Regions from separate parts of the Homo sapiens genome. Here region 2 is linked to region 1. A link is an interaction called in ENCODE POLR2A ChIA-PET data of the cell type or tissue named here. Cell type or tissue: MCF 10A. All regions are shown on one strand.

Region 1 (8,000 bases):
TGAACCATTAGCTAGATTTGGGGTTACAGAAGGGCATGAAGACTCGCAGGTGTCTGACTTGGATACCATAAAACAAGAGGAAGAGAGGTTGGGAAGGAAGATCTAAATTTTATTTTGGACCTGTTGCTTTTGAGGGACATTCAAGTGGAGCTATTCAGTAGGTGCTTGCATATACATTCCACGTGGAGATGGAATAGAGTTATTGGCATGTAGGACCTACACAGTGCAGAAATCATAGGAGTGGATGAGACCAGGTAGGCAAGTCTGCAGGGTGAGAAGAGAGCTGTGGATGGAAACTCAGGGGATTCCAACATTTAAGGTTCAGGCAGAGGAAGAGGGCTCTGCAAAAGAGGCTGGGAAGGGGCAGTTAGAGGTACGAGGAAGACTCAGAGCAAGAAGTCATGCACTCTAAAGATCTCCAAAGAATAGGACAAGGTCAAGTGTGTCAAATGCCTTGGAGAGCTTAGGCGAGATAAGGATTGAGAAGTGGCCATAGAGTTTGGCAAGAATTGTTTCAGTAGAGAGATGAGGGTGGGAGTGGGCAGCCTGCAGTAGGTGGAGGAGCCGTGGGAGGTGGGGAAGACTTCAAAGTCAGTGAAGTGAGGAGGCAAATACCATGCTTGATGGTAGAGCAGTGTCCAAGCCAGCCAGGGGTGGGTCGCTGGAAAGACAGACTGAGTCCGTGGCTGCAGGAGGAGAATGCTAGTAGTTAAAAAGTTGAGACCCAACTAGGGGAACAGAAATGTTTAGGGGTTAAAGACCAGTGATTCTGGCTAGTAAAGGATCCTGAACCACCAAGCGCATTCATTACTGTTGCCCTTATTAATCTTAAGCATTGATTATATTCACCCAGACAGGAAGCAAGAGTTCTGTAAGTTCTGTTTAAGTGACCAGTGAACATGAATTATTGAGCACTTGCCATGGGCCATGTACTGGAGTTACAAATATAAATAGGTGCCTGCTCTTGAGTATCTCATATCCTTTGAAATACCTGCATTGAAAAAGGCAGAGTAAAACTGGATTGATTTCCAAAGCATCAAAAACAGTAAGAAATGTAGATTTTAATAAAATCTCACTTGTTTTTTTTGTTATATTGGGTTCAGAGAAAAACGAATCTCATGAAGTTTTGCCTTTACAATTCACATTCCCAAGGTCTGAGGGGTCAAACAGAAATGAAGGCAAACTCAAATCTAGAGTTCTGTGAGAGTGGCATTTGGGTCAGGGTGGATGGAGAAATAGACCACAAGGCAGGGATAGGAAAACTCGGGCTGGTAGGGCTGTTGGGACAAGCTCGAGACCAAGTTTACATGGCTTTATGCTAGATAGATATGGATTACAAATGGGAAAACTGCTTTTGGTTTATTTGTTGTATACCTTTTGGAGAAAAAAAGTGATTCTACATAAAAATACCAAAGGGGCCGGGCATAGTGGCTCACGCCTGTAATCCCAGCACTTTGGGAGGCTGAAGCGGGCAGATAACGAAGTCAAGAGATCGAGACCATTCTGGCCAACATGGTGAAAGCCAGTCTCTACTTAAAATACAAAAATTAGCTGGGCATGGTGGCGCACGGCTGTAGTCCCAGCTACTCTGGTTGCTGAGGGAGGAGAATCACTTGAACCCAGGAGGCAGAGGTTGTAGTGCGCCGAGGTCACGCCACTGCACCATCAGCCTGGTGACAGAGCAAGACTCTGTCTCAAAAAAAAAAAAAAAAAAATACTAGAGGGAAATAAACTACAAGTGTTAACAGTGATTACCTTTTGGTGGAGGGATTAGGAGTGATTTGATTTTCTTCATAACTTTTCATATTTTAAATATTTGTGATGAATAATACTAATTCTATAATCTGAGAAAAGATGCTATTTTTAGAATGCAAAAAAAAAAAATATATATCGAAAAGAGGCAGGATGCCGGGAGTGGTGGCTCATGCCTGTAATCCCAGCACTTTGGGAGGACAAGGCAGGAGGAGTGCCTCGGCCCAGGAGTTACAGACCAGCCTGGACAACACAGCAAGACCTTGTCTCTACGAAATACAAAAAAATTAGCTGGGCATGGTGGCGTGCACCTGTGGTCCCAGCTACTCCGGAGGCTGAGGTGGGAAGATCACTTGAGCCCAGGAGTTTGAGGTTATAGAGAGCTGTGTTTGAGCCACGGCACTCCAGTCTGGGCAACAGACGACTGAAAAAGAGAGAGAGACAGAAAGAGGGGCAGGTTTGTGTTCCAGTGCAGTGACCAAAATGACCAAAATGAAAACAAACAAACAAAAAAAGATACTGGGTGATAACATCGCTTCATCAAAAACAAAAAATGTAGAAGATTATACTGGTAGGAGCAATATTCAGAAATAACACTGAAGACCTAAAAATCACATGCCATGCTTAACCTTGTCACAAACTAGGGGTGGTCCTAGGCATTTTCTTTAATGTATTTATTAATATATAAAATCTAGTAATAATCAATCTGAAAGAAATGGTGTGATTGTGAGTCAGCCCTGCACACATTGCCCCTAGAAGAGGAAAATGACTTGCCCAGGTTTGTACAGTTATTATCTGCATTTTTCTGATCATGTGATATTAATTTTCTCTTGAAACTTGAAATTATGAGGTAGAAAGTGCACTGTGAGAACAAATGTTGAGTTATGGCTGCCGGAGCTCCAAAAAATTGAGTTATAATTCTTTTTTTTTGAGACAAAGTTTCACTCTTTTTGCCCAGGCTGGCTGAAGTGCAATGACATGACCTCGGCTCACTGGAACCTCCGCCTCCCGGGTTCAAGTGATTCTCCTGCCTCAGCCTCCCAAGTTGCTGGGACTATAGGCGCCCACCACTATGCCCAGCTAATTTTGTATTTTTAATAGAGACAGTGTTTCACCATGTTGGCCAGGCTGGTCTCGAACTCCCGACCTCAGGTGATTCGCCGGCCTTGGCCTCCCAAAGTGCTGGGATTACAGGCCTGAGCCACCGCACCTGGCTGAGTTATAATTCTTAATTGTGACATTTTTATTGATGAAAAGAAAATGATTTGATGCCTCTGATAAGAGACTGATATATTCTAAAATAAAGGCTCATTACTAACTGAAATAGAGTTTTTAAAGTTTAATTTGGTAGGAGGGAAGTAATCTCTTAAAAGATATGGCTGGCTATTCTTAAATTCAATTTTAATGAGTATTTGTGGGTAACGAGATAGATGGAAATGTGTTTTGGGAATGTATTCTCATTTTCAATACGATTCCCTTTTATTGATCTCATGGGAAGAGGGCCTGCTTTCCCTTGTATGAAATTTCTAGACAAAAGAGACCGGGTGCTGTGGCTCACACCTGTAATCCCAGCACTTTGGGAGGCCAAGACAGGTGGATCACCAGGTCAGGAGATCGAGACCATCCTGGCTAACACTGTGAAACTCCGTCTCTTATACAAAAAAATTAGCCGGGCGTGGTGGCGGGCGCCTGTAGTCCCAGCTACTCGGGAGGCTGAGGCAGGAGAATGGCGTGAACCCGGGAGGCGGAGCCTGCAGTGAGCTGAGATCGCGCCGCTGCACTCCAGCCTGGCAAGAGAGCTAGACTCTGTATCAAAAAAAAAAAAAAAAAAAAAAGAATAAAGTGTCCGTCCTGCAAGTTGCTGCCAGTGCAGGCAGGTCAGGGAGTCTGCTGCCGCTGGTAGGGAAGACAAGCTTGCAGCTTTCCACACCCATTCCTGAATTGCGAGAAGGGAAACTTACCCAGAAGCTGGAAGGAATCCAGAAAACATGAGCAAACCCACAGCTTCTCCGTTGATAGAAAGGCGTGTCCACTCATTTCTTACGTCTACTGAAGCCTTGAGAAGATTAATTGAGGGTTTGCCTGCCTCGGAGGCATTTCACCTGGGCAGGCTGTGTCCTGATCAGCAATGTTCTAGGCTGTCAGGACAGACACACACTTAGGCACTACGTGTGTGAAATCTCAAAACCGCAGCTGCTGACCTAGGATTTTGTAGACACTCTCCGCTCTTTAGGGCCAGAGAGCCCCAGCAGTGAAAAGCCCAAGGAAGGTCTTGTTTTCCTTGTCATGTCTTTCAAATAAATTAGGGAGAATGAGCACAGCTAAATTTGAGAAATTATTGGCACAGCCGTCAATTAAATCCTTCAGATAGAAAACACATTTTTCTTTTCTTTTCTTTTCTTTTTTTTTTTGCTGTGTTTATTTTCCAAACAATTTTATTGAAATGTGCCAAGAGTACATGGGCAGCACAAATGTATGAACAGGAAAAAAAAAAATCACATGTACAATAATTTTTTTTTTTTTTTTTTTTGAGATGGAGTCTCGCTCTTGTTACTCAGGCTGGGATGCAGTGGCACGATCTTGGCTCACTGCAACCTCCGTCTCCCGGGTTCAAGCGATTCTCCTGCCTCAGCCTTCTGAGTAGCTGGGACTATAGGCGCCCGCCACCACACGCGGCTAATTTTTTGTATTTTTAGTAGAGACGGGGTTTCACCGTGTTAGCTAGGATGGTCTCCATCTCCTGACCTTGTGATCCGCCCACCTCGGCCTCCCAAAGTGCTGGGATTACAGGCGTGAGCCACCGCGCCCGGCCCACAATAATTTTTTAAAAGTGAAGAAGTGAAGGTTAATCTTGGGACAGATCAGGTCCCCTCTCGCTCCCCCTGCAGACTTCCAGCGTTTCCATTAAGGTTAAGCCTCTACAAACCTAGCTTTCAAAAAAAAAACAAAAACAAAAAAAACAAAAAAAAAAAAAAAACGAAAAATGGCATAAAGGGAAGAGAAATGACTTCCTGCTCTGATGGGACTCTTCCTAGCCACCTAATTAGGAGGCATGCTGAGCGGTGGAGAAACACAGCTTCAGAGTGTAAGGTATGGACCACTTGGGTTTTTCATCTGGTAATGGTTCAGGAAGCCCCGAGCCTCCAGGGCATCGCTCTTGGATTCCCACTCCAGCAGTCCAGAAGAGCTGCGCTCACTTTTGCCTGAGAATACTTTCACAGAAGATGGCCGCTTCACGCCCAGCTCATCTCAGATCTCAAAGAAGTTGTCAGTCACCTCCAGCGGGGCGTTGAAGAGGTGCAGCACGTTGCTGGGGTGCTGGATGCGGTTCTTCCCTGCCCGCTCCAGCGAGGGGAACCGATTGTTCGGGATTCACTGAAGTCTCTGTAACTGCAAGACGTGACTTCCAACCCGCATGACTGACAGGGCATGATGGCTGGCTGCTTGGAGACAGACATTCAGCTTCTGCCCAAACATGAAGTTGTTGCTGAGGTGGGTAGTGGCCCGGTCCACAGTGTAGCCGTCAGCCATCTCCACCATGGCGGTCCCCGGCTTGCTTTTCATGACTTTCACCTTCTCCACATTGCTATACAAGCAGAAGACATTGAAGACTTGGTCACAGTTCATCTTAGACTGATCCAAACTGTAGACCATGAGGACAGGGCTGTCGGGGTGAGGGCCATGCTCGGGTGGTGGGGAGGGGGTGGGGGGTGCCCATACTAGGGGCCGTTGCGACTTGGGCCCCAAGGGTGACTCCCCCTCACTGGTGGACCCGTCCTTCTCCCTTCGTAGTGAGGTCGCGGGCTGGGGGGCCATAGCCCTCATCATGGCAATGGGTGTGATACCCACGGTGGGGCCCTCCATATTCTGTGGGGTGATCTCCCAGGAGAGGGGGCTGCCTCTGGCGTTTGTTGGGGTTGCTGCCAGGGTCACCTTGTCCACTGAGATTGGGGTTTGTGTAGTCCCAAGTATCCTGATCATTCTTGAACACATTCAAGCGTGTAGGCTTCGTGTATTTGATCTTCAGAGTGCAACAGCCGGAATAGATTTCAGCCCCATTGAGTGAGGCCTTGGCCCACTGGGCACTTTGAACACAGTCAAATTCCACCATGGCCTGAACTCCATTCTTCCGGAAAATGGCAATTCTCTGGACAGGGCCACAAGGATTACCGATAGTGTAAAGAACATCCGTGGTGATCGAATAGATGGGGTTCAGGATGGTAAAGAGAAGCACACTGTTCACGCTCCGGATCATCCGAGTTCCCGGGGCGGGAGATCTTCTGGCTGGTAGAGTAGTTGACAAAAGCTGGGTGACCGGCAATATGTATTTGGTTGTCGGCTGTGTAGTTCACTGCGTTGCAAGCCTCTAGCACATCTTCAAACTCCACCAGTGCTTGTCTCTTTTTAGACATTACCATCACATAGCTGATGAGTCCAAACTCCTGCAAGGCCTCCACAATGTCAGCTTCCACCACACCATCAATTAGGCCCCTGATGTGGACAACTGGGGAGGCAGAGGTTTTGTGTGGGTCATCACAGTTCTCCTTAGAGATTAGGCTTCCATCAGATGGAATTCCCCACTCTAGAGGACAAGGCCTCTGCCCACCCGTTTCTGCTCCCTCAACCGCCCACGAGGCAGGGCAGGAGACACATTTTTCTTTTATAAAATCTGAGTTGAGAGCCCATCTAAGATTTTTCAGTACCTTTTGGAGTCAATTTAAAAATCCCACTGCAAGCCAGGTGCGGTGGCTTATACCTGTAATCCCAGCACGTTGGGAGGCCAAGGCGGGCAGATCACCTGAGGTCAGGAGTTCAAGACCAGCCTGGCCAACATGGCCTTGGCCAGCCACAGCCAACCCCGTCTCTGCTAAAAATACAAAAAATTAGCCAGGCAAAGTGGCACGCGCTTGTAATCCCAGTTTCTAGGGAGGCTGAGGCGGGAGAATCGCTCGAACCCGGGAAATGGAGGTTGCAGTGAGCTGAGATCGTGCCATTACACTCCAACGTGGGCAACAGAGCGCAACTTCAACTCAAAAAAAAAAAAAATCCCACTGCAGGTATCTATCAGGGTAATGTGGTAGAGTTTCTTCCAAGGGACTCAGAGCTTGACAAATCTGGTCATAGTGAGAAAAACATTGGTAAAGTTGTCCAAAAGAGCAGACAAGGTCATTCAAGGTATTTGATCCACTTTTAGGAGTTAAAGCAAAGAGCTAATTATTCAGGATTAAAAAAAGATTTTTAGCATTACTGTAGATACTCTTTTGTGTAAAGCGTAAGATAAGGACCACACTTTTTATTTTTTTTGGCGTGGCATCTTTCTTGAGTATCGATTGATCTTCAATGGAAGGGCTTATTTTGGGATGTTTTATTCTATTCCACTGGCCCATAACATAAGTCTATGCTTAGGCCAATACAAAATTGTCTTGATTACAGTAGCTTTACTCATATAGTAAGTTTTGAAATCGGGTAGTTTAAGTTCAACTTTATTTTTCAAAATTGTTTGGCTTAAGGTTTTTTTGCATTTCTATATAACTTTTAGGGTCACCTTATCAAATTCTATTTTTAAAGCCTGATGATATTTGATAGGGATGCATAGAATCTATAGATCAATTCAGGAAAAACTGTCCTCTACAATATTGAGTTTTTTGATCAATGTTCATGGTACGTCTCTCCATTTACTCAGCTCTTCAGATAAATATCTCAGTAATGTTTTGTGGTTTTTAGTGTATAGTTATTGCACTTTCTTTGTTAAATTTATTCTCAAGTATTTTATTCTCTTTGATACTATTGTGAATAAAATTTTTTTTAATTTCATCTTACTATATTGAAATACAATTAATTTTCATGTACTGAACTTGAGTCCTGTGACCTTGCTGATCTGGTTGATTAATGCCAGTAATTTTTTTGTAGATTCTTTGGGATTGTCTACATACAGAATCATGTTGTCTTTGAATAAATACACAACCTTTATACCTCCTTCCTAATCTATATATGTTTTATTTGTTTTTCTTGCATTATTTCATTGGCCAGAGCCCCAAGTACAGTAAGTCCTCCCTTAAGACCATTGATAGGTTCTTAGAAACTGTGACTTTAAGCAAAAAGACATTTTGTTCAATCAAAGTATTTTTTTCTTTTTTTTTTTTTTTGGCTGGGATTATAGGTGCATGCCACCATGCCTGGCTATTTTTATTTTTTGTGGAGACAGGGTCTTGCATTGTTGCCCAGTCTGGTCTTGAACTTCTGGGCTC
Region 2 (8,000 bases), 81 kb after region 1:
ACATTGATTGGCCCAATACAGTTAACCAGGCAGAAGCCTTCTTTTTAAGAACTAAAACGTTGGCCAGGCGTGGTGGCTCACGCTTGTAATCCCAGCACTTTGGGAGGCCGAGGCGGGTGTATCACTTGAGGTCAGGAGTTCAAGACCAGCCTGGCCAATGTGGTGAAACCCTGTCTCTATTAAAAATACAAAAATTAGCCTGGCGTGGTGGCACATGCCTGTAGTCTCAGCTACTCAGGAGCCTGAGGCAGGAGAATCACTTGAATCCAGGAGGCAGAGGTTGCAGTGAGCTGAGATCGTGCCACTGCACTCTAGCCTGGGCAACAGAGCAAGGCTCTGTCTCAAAAAAATAAAAATAAAAATAAAAAAAGAACTAAAACATTATGTTCTCATAAGGTATAGGAAAAACTCTGTGCATAAGAGGCCCCATCTGTACCACTGTACCATAATGGTACAGTGTCCTTGTCACAATGAGATTCCCATTATATGAGACTTGTGTGTAAATATGAAAGATCAGCATTTAACATACTGAAGCAAGGGGAAGGTTAGCATTCAGCAAATGTGACTTTAAAAGCCAAGTGCAAATTTAAAAGACAGTCCACAAACTTTGGTTCATGAATCTCCGTCTGTTTACCTTCTTATCTCAATAAGATCATTTTCACTGGCGAAACTTACAGTTTTTGTCATGTTTACAGTGGAAGCTCTTGCTTCCATTAATGCCCATGAAGGTTTTCTTCCTGGTAGTATGTGTTTTCCTTCATGTGAGTGTTTTCTTTCAGGAATTGAAGTATGGAGATGGAATACAACTGACTCGGAGTCGAGAATTGGATGAGTGTTTTGCCCAGGCCAATGACCAAATGGAAATCCTCGACAGCTTGATCAGAGAGATGCGGCAGATGGGCCAGCCCTGTGATGCTTACCAGAAAAGGTATTGTCCACAGAGCATGGATCGGGCAGTCCCCATGAAAAAGAACACCACATAACCAGTTACACTCAATTCCATGACCCAGGGCTTCCTTTGAAGGCAGCACAAATGTTCCCAAGGAAAGGTTTGCTTACTTGGTATTTTGCAACTTTATTATGTATCTCTAATACAAAGTGACCATTTCATTATAGGTGTTAACTGTACCTCCCTTTAGAGGACAGAAAGCCCTTTGGCATGGCATTTGACTTTTTTTTTTTTTTTTTTTTTTTTTGAGACAGGGTCTCGCTCTGTCACCCAGGCTGGAGTGCAGTGGCACAAATGTGGCTCGCCGCAGCCTCAACCTCCTGGGCTCAAGCAATCCTCCCACTTCAGCCTATCAAGTAGTTGGGCTATCGGCATGTGCCATACCTAGCAAATTAAAAAAAAATTTTTTGTGGAGACAGGGTTTTGCCATGTTGCTTAGGCTGATCTCGAAGTCCTAGGCTCAAGCAATCCTCCGTCTTGTGCTTCCCAAAGTGCTGGGATTACAGGTGTGAATCACTTAAGGGTCTAATATCAAGTCAAGCTTAGTTTAATAAATATAAAAATGAGACCCTTAGAGTTGGAAACAAAGACTATAAGGCAGAAAAATGTAGTCTGAATTTGTTCTACTACTACCTGGGGCCCAGGGTACTAGGAAAACTCCCAGGACAAAACGCAAGAGAAAATGAAAGTTGCTCCCAGGTTAGGCAAAGGCAGTGACGCTTTCTATGCTGTTACGCACTTTGAACCTCTTCCTAAGATTTAATTTTTTGTATGTGATTAAGACTTAAGTCCTGGGGTAAAGAAAAAAAAATCTTCAAATACCATAAAACATTTGTAGCTTCTCTATTGACACAAAAGACTCAGAAAAGGGGAAATTTGCCCAGAACGGGTTTTCATAGGCTGTTTTCCTGCAGTGGTTTAAAGGTTTTTTTCTTTGCAGGCTTCTTCAGCTCCAAGAGCAAATGCGAGCCCTTTATAAAGCCATCAGTGTCCCTCGAGTCCGCAGGGCCAGCTCCAAGGGTGGTGGAGGCTACACTTGTCAGAGTGGCTCTGGCTGGGATGAGTTCACCAAACATGTCACCAGTGAATGTTTGGGGTGGATGAGGCAGCAAAGGGTAAGCAGCTTCTTGAACAGCCCAAACCTGTGCAGGCCAGACGTTCCAGCACGATGGGGTCAGCCCATGTGTTTGTGTGACAAAGAGTCTTCTAGACCTCAGGTGGCGGCAGCAGCTTGCTGTTTGCAGGATTTTCCTCCTATACAATTTGAAAAGTGGTCTTCTATTTTGGAATGAATGAGATTTCAGTGTGGCTTGGGGAATCAGCCTCATTGCTTTATAGTCATCCTTTATCACACAGGTCATATTTAACATGTGTAATTTAGTTAGTAGACTTTGAATATCCAGTTCTTATATTGACCACCGGAAAGATCTGTTGTGGGAGTTTATGTGCTAAATAACTTCATTGTTCTATGTGAGTGGCAACTGACCTCATCTGTTTTACTCATAGGTACTTGAAAAAAAGCCCATTGTGGCAGTTCATTTAAAATGGTCATAGATTGGAGGAGCTGGAAACAGTGAAACTAGCCATTCTGGTTTAGGCTCATTGGTTGCTTACCTTAGACTTTTGAAGTCTCAGTTGTCTCATTGTGCAACCATCACGTCACCAGTGTGGGAGTGAAGCAAAATAATGTTGGAAGGATATGCTGATCCTTTCCCTAGAACTGGAGTTTCTGCAAAGTATTTTTCAAGACTAATGATTGTTGTGTTGTTTCATGTAGTCATTATGTCCTATAATGAACAGGTGGTGGTAGAAATATGCCACAATCATGTAGATGGGAATTTTATAATGAAAACCTACTCCTAACCCTTCCCTTGAGAATGTGGATGTGTTAGAGTGATAAGTTGTGGAGAGATTGTTATGCAATTTAGATGTGGTTGTAAGAAAGCTTGGTTTGATTAGTTGTTAGACTAATTCAGCAGTGGTTCTAAAATTTCTCAACTCCTTTAAAATTTTTGTGTATTCTTTCCTAAGTAGTGAGGACTTCAGTGACTAAACATTTATTCATTCATTCAGTTACCTTTTTCTCCCATTTATTATAAAGAATATAAGCTATTACAGAAGGTAAGGCTTAGAAAGAACAAAAGTCAGTTAAAATATCAGAAACCTAAATACAAATCTATTTGTATGTTTTTCAAATTTCCTTCTAATCTTCGAGCACATTTCTTGAGGATTTTATATGTAGTGCCACCCAAGGGTACAAAGATTATGGTCCCTAGTCCTGAAAATGAATGTTATCGAAGAAAACAAGATGCATACGCTCAAATGCCAAATTTCTGTCTAGATCAGCTATAATACATTCTTGCTTAGTTAGAGGGGAGGGTGGCCAGCTCCTGTGGAGTGGAACAGTCACAGGAAGACATAGCGGAGCTGATGGGGCTTAACTACATCTTAAGGATCCACAATGATGGGCAAAACAGCCTTCCAATCAAATTAGTTTGAAATGTCATATCTCCTAAAGTTTTCTTAGTATGACAGTTATAAAAAAAGACAGCCTGTAATTTGTCATTTTTTTGTATTTATGTTGGGTGTAGCTTAAGAATGTAGTAAATGCTCAATGTCTTTAAATTTTGGAAAAGTATTACCACATGAATTCAGTTTTATGTCATTTTCTTTTTTTTTTTTTTGAGAGGGAGTCTCACTCTGTTGCCCAGGCAGGAGTGCAGTGGCATGATCTCGTCTCACTGCAACCTCTATCTCCCGGGTTCAAGCAATTCTCCTGCTTCAGCCTGCCGAGTATCTGGGACTACAGGCGTGTGCCACCATGGCAAGCTGATTTTTTGCATTTTTAGTAGAGACGGGGGTTTTGCCATATTGGTCAGGCTGATCTCGAACTCCTGACCTTGTGATCCGCCCGCCTTGGCCTCCCAAAGTATTGGGTTTACAGGTGTGAGCCACCACGCCCAGCCAGTTTTATGTCGTTTTCTAACAGAAGCAATTGATAAGCGATGCTTTCCGGGTTAGGCACGCAGCCCTCATGGTTGCAAACAAACTAAAAGCTGTTTGATTGCTTACTGCAGGTTCGCTCTGGGATTTGCTGTGGCTCCTTTCCTCTTATCGCTTGTTCCCCTGCATGCTTTACCTCATTCCCAGGAGACTGAGCTGCAGGGCCCAGCTGATAAGGGAACTGTTGCCCCAGCAGCCAGTCAGGAGGCAGGCACTCCTGAGCCAGGTTTTTGTTTTGTTTTCCCGATTTGTGTTTGCCGATGGACAGGTCAGATACGATACACCTGGCTGGTAATGAGACGCCTGAGCTGGAGCCTGGTCACGTTGCTAATGTCCCACTGCACGCACCTGGCTGTCTCTGGTTTAAAGCCGAGACAGCTGTGGGAGAGAAGGGTCAAAGTCCCGGGTAACCTTCTGTTGTCTGACTCTGAAATGGCTCCCCTTTCTGAAGCCTTGCCAAGTGTATTAGAACATGGATGTGGCTTAGAACAATGTGTTTTATGTTCTTGCTGCAATCCCAGATTGGAATGTTTGCCCTTGGCATGTCCAAGAGATGACACAGGTGATTTGGAAATTTACATGTACTCATGCAAAAGAAGGGTGAGATAATGGACTTGCCCCAGTGTGGAACTGGCGGAACAGTGTGTGTGATTCTTATTGTGAAACATTCTTAAATTTGAGGCTCAAATAATAAATTTAGTCAGATTTAATTTTTTAAAAAAGGTAACTTAAGTCCACAATCCTAATATTGCCAACACTCATGGAAATTGAATCCTTGAGTAGATATAGTGACTTCCCTTTGAAGTGGCCCATAGGGAGTTTTGCATCCTAAAAGGGAATGGTATATCCTGGATTTTAAAAAGCCAATAATTACATCCATCAAGACAATATAAAGAAATAAACAATGAAAGATGCTTTTAGGTTGACTATTTAGTTTGGGGAACAGTGTATGATTGCATTTATTTAATGATTTTTTTATGCACATTTAAGAATGATTAAATGAGTATTTTATAACATATCATACATATATATGCACACATATGTTCTGTGCACATGCTTGCTTGCCTGTGCACAGGTAGATTTGGTTTTTTTTTTTTTTCAGAAGACATGATCTTGGTTTTCAGGTTCCCATTTCTAAATTTCCTTCTCTGCCCATCTTGAGCTGGGGTCAAGCAAGTTGAGGGAAGTATTTGGCAACCCTGCATTAGCCATTTGGGAACCTTTAAAAAATATTCTGGCTTCAAAAATACTCCATATTTACATCTTTGGTTCTATCTGAAGTAAAGCCGTGATGGTGTGCGTAAGTGAAACAGGTGCAAAGGGGCAACAACAAAGGGCGCCTCTCTTTGTCTTTGTGTCGCAGGCGGAGATGGACATGGTGGCCTGGGGTGTGGACCTGGCCTCAGTGGAGCAGCACATTAACAGCCACCGGGGCATCCACAACTCCATCGGCGACTATCGCTGGCAGCTGGACAAAATCAAAGCCGACCTGGTACTTGTCTGTGTTTCATTTTAGAGTCTTCAAAATATCTACCGAAGGATCGTGTAATTACTCAATCCCAGGGAGTTTCTTCTGAAACATTGCTATTATTTCTTTCCCAGAAGACTGGAAATGTTTAGAAATCCCACTTCTTAAATGGGGAAGTGGAATCAGTAGCCCTATTAGAGATTATGTTAACACTTGAAGAGGAGTTAAACCAGAGGCTGAGGTTGTGCAAACACTCATTTGCAGTTTGTGAATAAGTCTCTTTAGGGGTGGCAGTTTGTTTCTGCGGTAAGCAGAACATCTTTTTGAATAGGGGAAATGCAACAGTCTTATACAGTAGTTTGTGTCATTGGTGAATCCTTTCCTAGGTGGTAATTAAAACATTATTTCTACTGAGCAAAGCCATATGTCATCCCGACACCCGCTCCCATGCTGAAAAAAGTCAGACTTGAAACTGGGTTGAGAATTACAGCATAAAATCATAACTGATCTTAAGTGCTTAGTTTCCCGCAGGTCTCTACACTTGTAAATCACTAAACTTTTTTTTTTTTTTTTTACCTGAGACCATAGCTTCTCATCCTCATTTCTTCTTCTGGCTTTTTGGGGCTTACTTTTGTCCACCTGAGCCCCTGACCAACTTTCTCCTTCATTTCTCTAAGACCTAGGGAATCCTAAATGATGTCTTTAAACTTTAAGACAATTTTCTAACACGTGAGTCTTTAAGTGACCCTGATCTGGGCTTTCCTTTGTGGAGACGGTGCTGCCAGGCCAGCAAGGGTTTGCTTTCCAACCGCCTAGGAAAAAGTCCCCATGGGTGAAATATCTCATAGAGCTAGTAATTCTTTCTTTCTATGGAGGGATCTGAGGCCAGTATCTGAAGAAAAGGAGGCTTAGAAGGGCCACTCTTTTCTATACAATCCACAAGGGGATTTATATCTACCTGCTTTTTGTTGTCTTCTAGCGCGAGAAATCTGCGATCTACCAGTTGGAGGAGGAGTATGAAAACCTGCTGGTAAGCTGATTTATTTCTCAAGTGCATCGACTTTCTGTTGTTTCCAATTCAATTCAGTTCAAGAAATATCAAGCACATCCTGGCGGGGAGGCACCTGTTCATCGATGCTAATGTTGTTGCTGCTGCTGAGTTTCCTTTAGAAGTGAATTTTAAAAGTTGTTTTCTTTTCTTTTTTTCTTTTAAGTAGAGACAGGGTTTCACCATGTTCACCATGTTAACCAGGGTGGTCTCAAACTCCTGACCTCAAGTGATCCGCCCGCCTTGGCCTTCCAAAGTGCTGGGATTACAGGCGTGAGCCACTGCGCCCGGCCTAAAAGTTGTTTTCAGAAGTCAGTCCCTACTGCTGTTCTGTTTTCAAGTTGTGTCACATAAATGGCACTTGTTAAGTACTTGCAGTTGAAGCAAGAAAACGTTGCCACTTGTGAATTGTGGTCTTTTTTACGAAGTGTAAGCAAAAATAAAAGTTATTTTTCTCAAGATAGAGGTCTACCAGATCGTCATCACAATTTTATGACACTCAGTCATATCAGTTACTTGATTCATAAGAGGAGAGATTTCCATTCTTTTGCCTATTTGTGTCATCATATCTTTACTTTTTAATGTTTCCTTGTTGGCAATGATACTTTTTAAATAATGTCACTCGTGGTGACACAGTGATTTTCCTATTGGGCTGGGGTGTGACTTATGGCACTTTGAATTTTTGGGGAGAAGGTAGGAAAAGCTTGATTTCTCTAACAGTCCATTTTCCCCCTTATAGTCCAAAACTAATTATTGATGGGTACAAAAATACAGTTAGATAGAAGGAGTAAGTTCTAATATTTGATAGTACAATAGGGATATTATAGTTAATGATAATTTATTGTATATTTCAAAATAGCTTGAAGAAAATATTTGTAATGTTCCCAACACACAGAAAAGATAAATGTTCGAGGTGATGGATATCCCACTTATCCTGATTTGATCATTATACATTGTATACATGTGTCCAGATATCATGTGTACCCCCAAATATGTACAACTATATCAGTAAAAAATACCAAAAAAAGACCTTATTTAGAAGAATAAAAAAAATTTAAGGCCAGGTGTGGTGGCTCACGCCCATAATTCCAGCACTTTGGGGGGCCGAGGTGGGCGGATCATCTGAGGTTGGGAGTTCGAGACCAGCCTGGCCAACTGGTGAAACCCCGTCTCTACTAAAAATACAAAAATTAGCAGGACGTGGTGGTGCATGTCTGTAATCCCACCTACTCGGGAAGCTGAGGCAGGAGAATCGCTTAAACCCGGGAGGGGGAGGTTGCAGTGAACCGAGATCGCTCATGCCACTGCACTCCAGCCTGGGAGACGAGAGCGACAGTCCGTCTCAAAAAAAAAAAAGTTGCTGCCTTCTTGTTCATTGCAGATTTGGATGGGTCTTTTCCCATACCAGGTGGTCAGTGAATGCACAAGGTTAACATTTTTCCTATCCGTGTGATTTTTTTTTTAAAGGGACCACAGGTTTAATCTTTAAACCTGCAGAGAACACCAGTCACTGCATATTGTTATTTTAATGC

The links. ChIA-PET counts read pairs that join two places held together with the same protein. Peaks named below come from ENCODE experiments on the same cell type or tissue, not always from the same donor. Only the 100,000 strongest peaks of a DNase experiment are listed, where the experiment ranks them.
Region 2: POLR2A ChIA-PET joins it to region 1 with 20 read pairs; 5 of 35 experiments call an interaction of 5 or more read pairs at or near these places.

The regions. Positions count from the first base shown.
Region 1 is chr6:7,476,299-7,484,298 of GRCh38, forward strand. It overlaps the pseudogene HNRNPLP1. Among named protein-coding and RNA genes, the nearest start is that of DSP, 61 kb to the right of the region's middle. In MCF 10A, no CTCF peak of the experiment used is centred here; a DNase peak (open chromatin) is centred at 3,773.
Region 2 is chr6:7,557,337-7,565,336 of GRCh38, forward strand. It overlaps DSP (desmoplakin), which reads left to right. Exons shown (of 24, transcript NM_004415.4): 3 at 780-928; 4 at 1,890-2,064; 5 at 5,316-5,444; 6 at 6,400-6,450. Among named protein-coding and RNA genes, the nearest start is that of DSP-AS1, 18 kb to the left of the region's middle. RefSeq lists an enhancer at 3,591-5,166. In MCF 10A, no CTCF peak of the experiment used is centred here; DNase peaks (open chromatin) are centred at 2,585 and 4,435.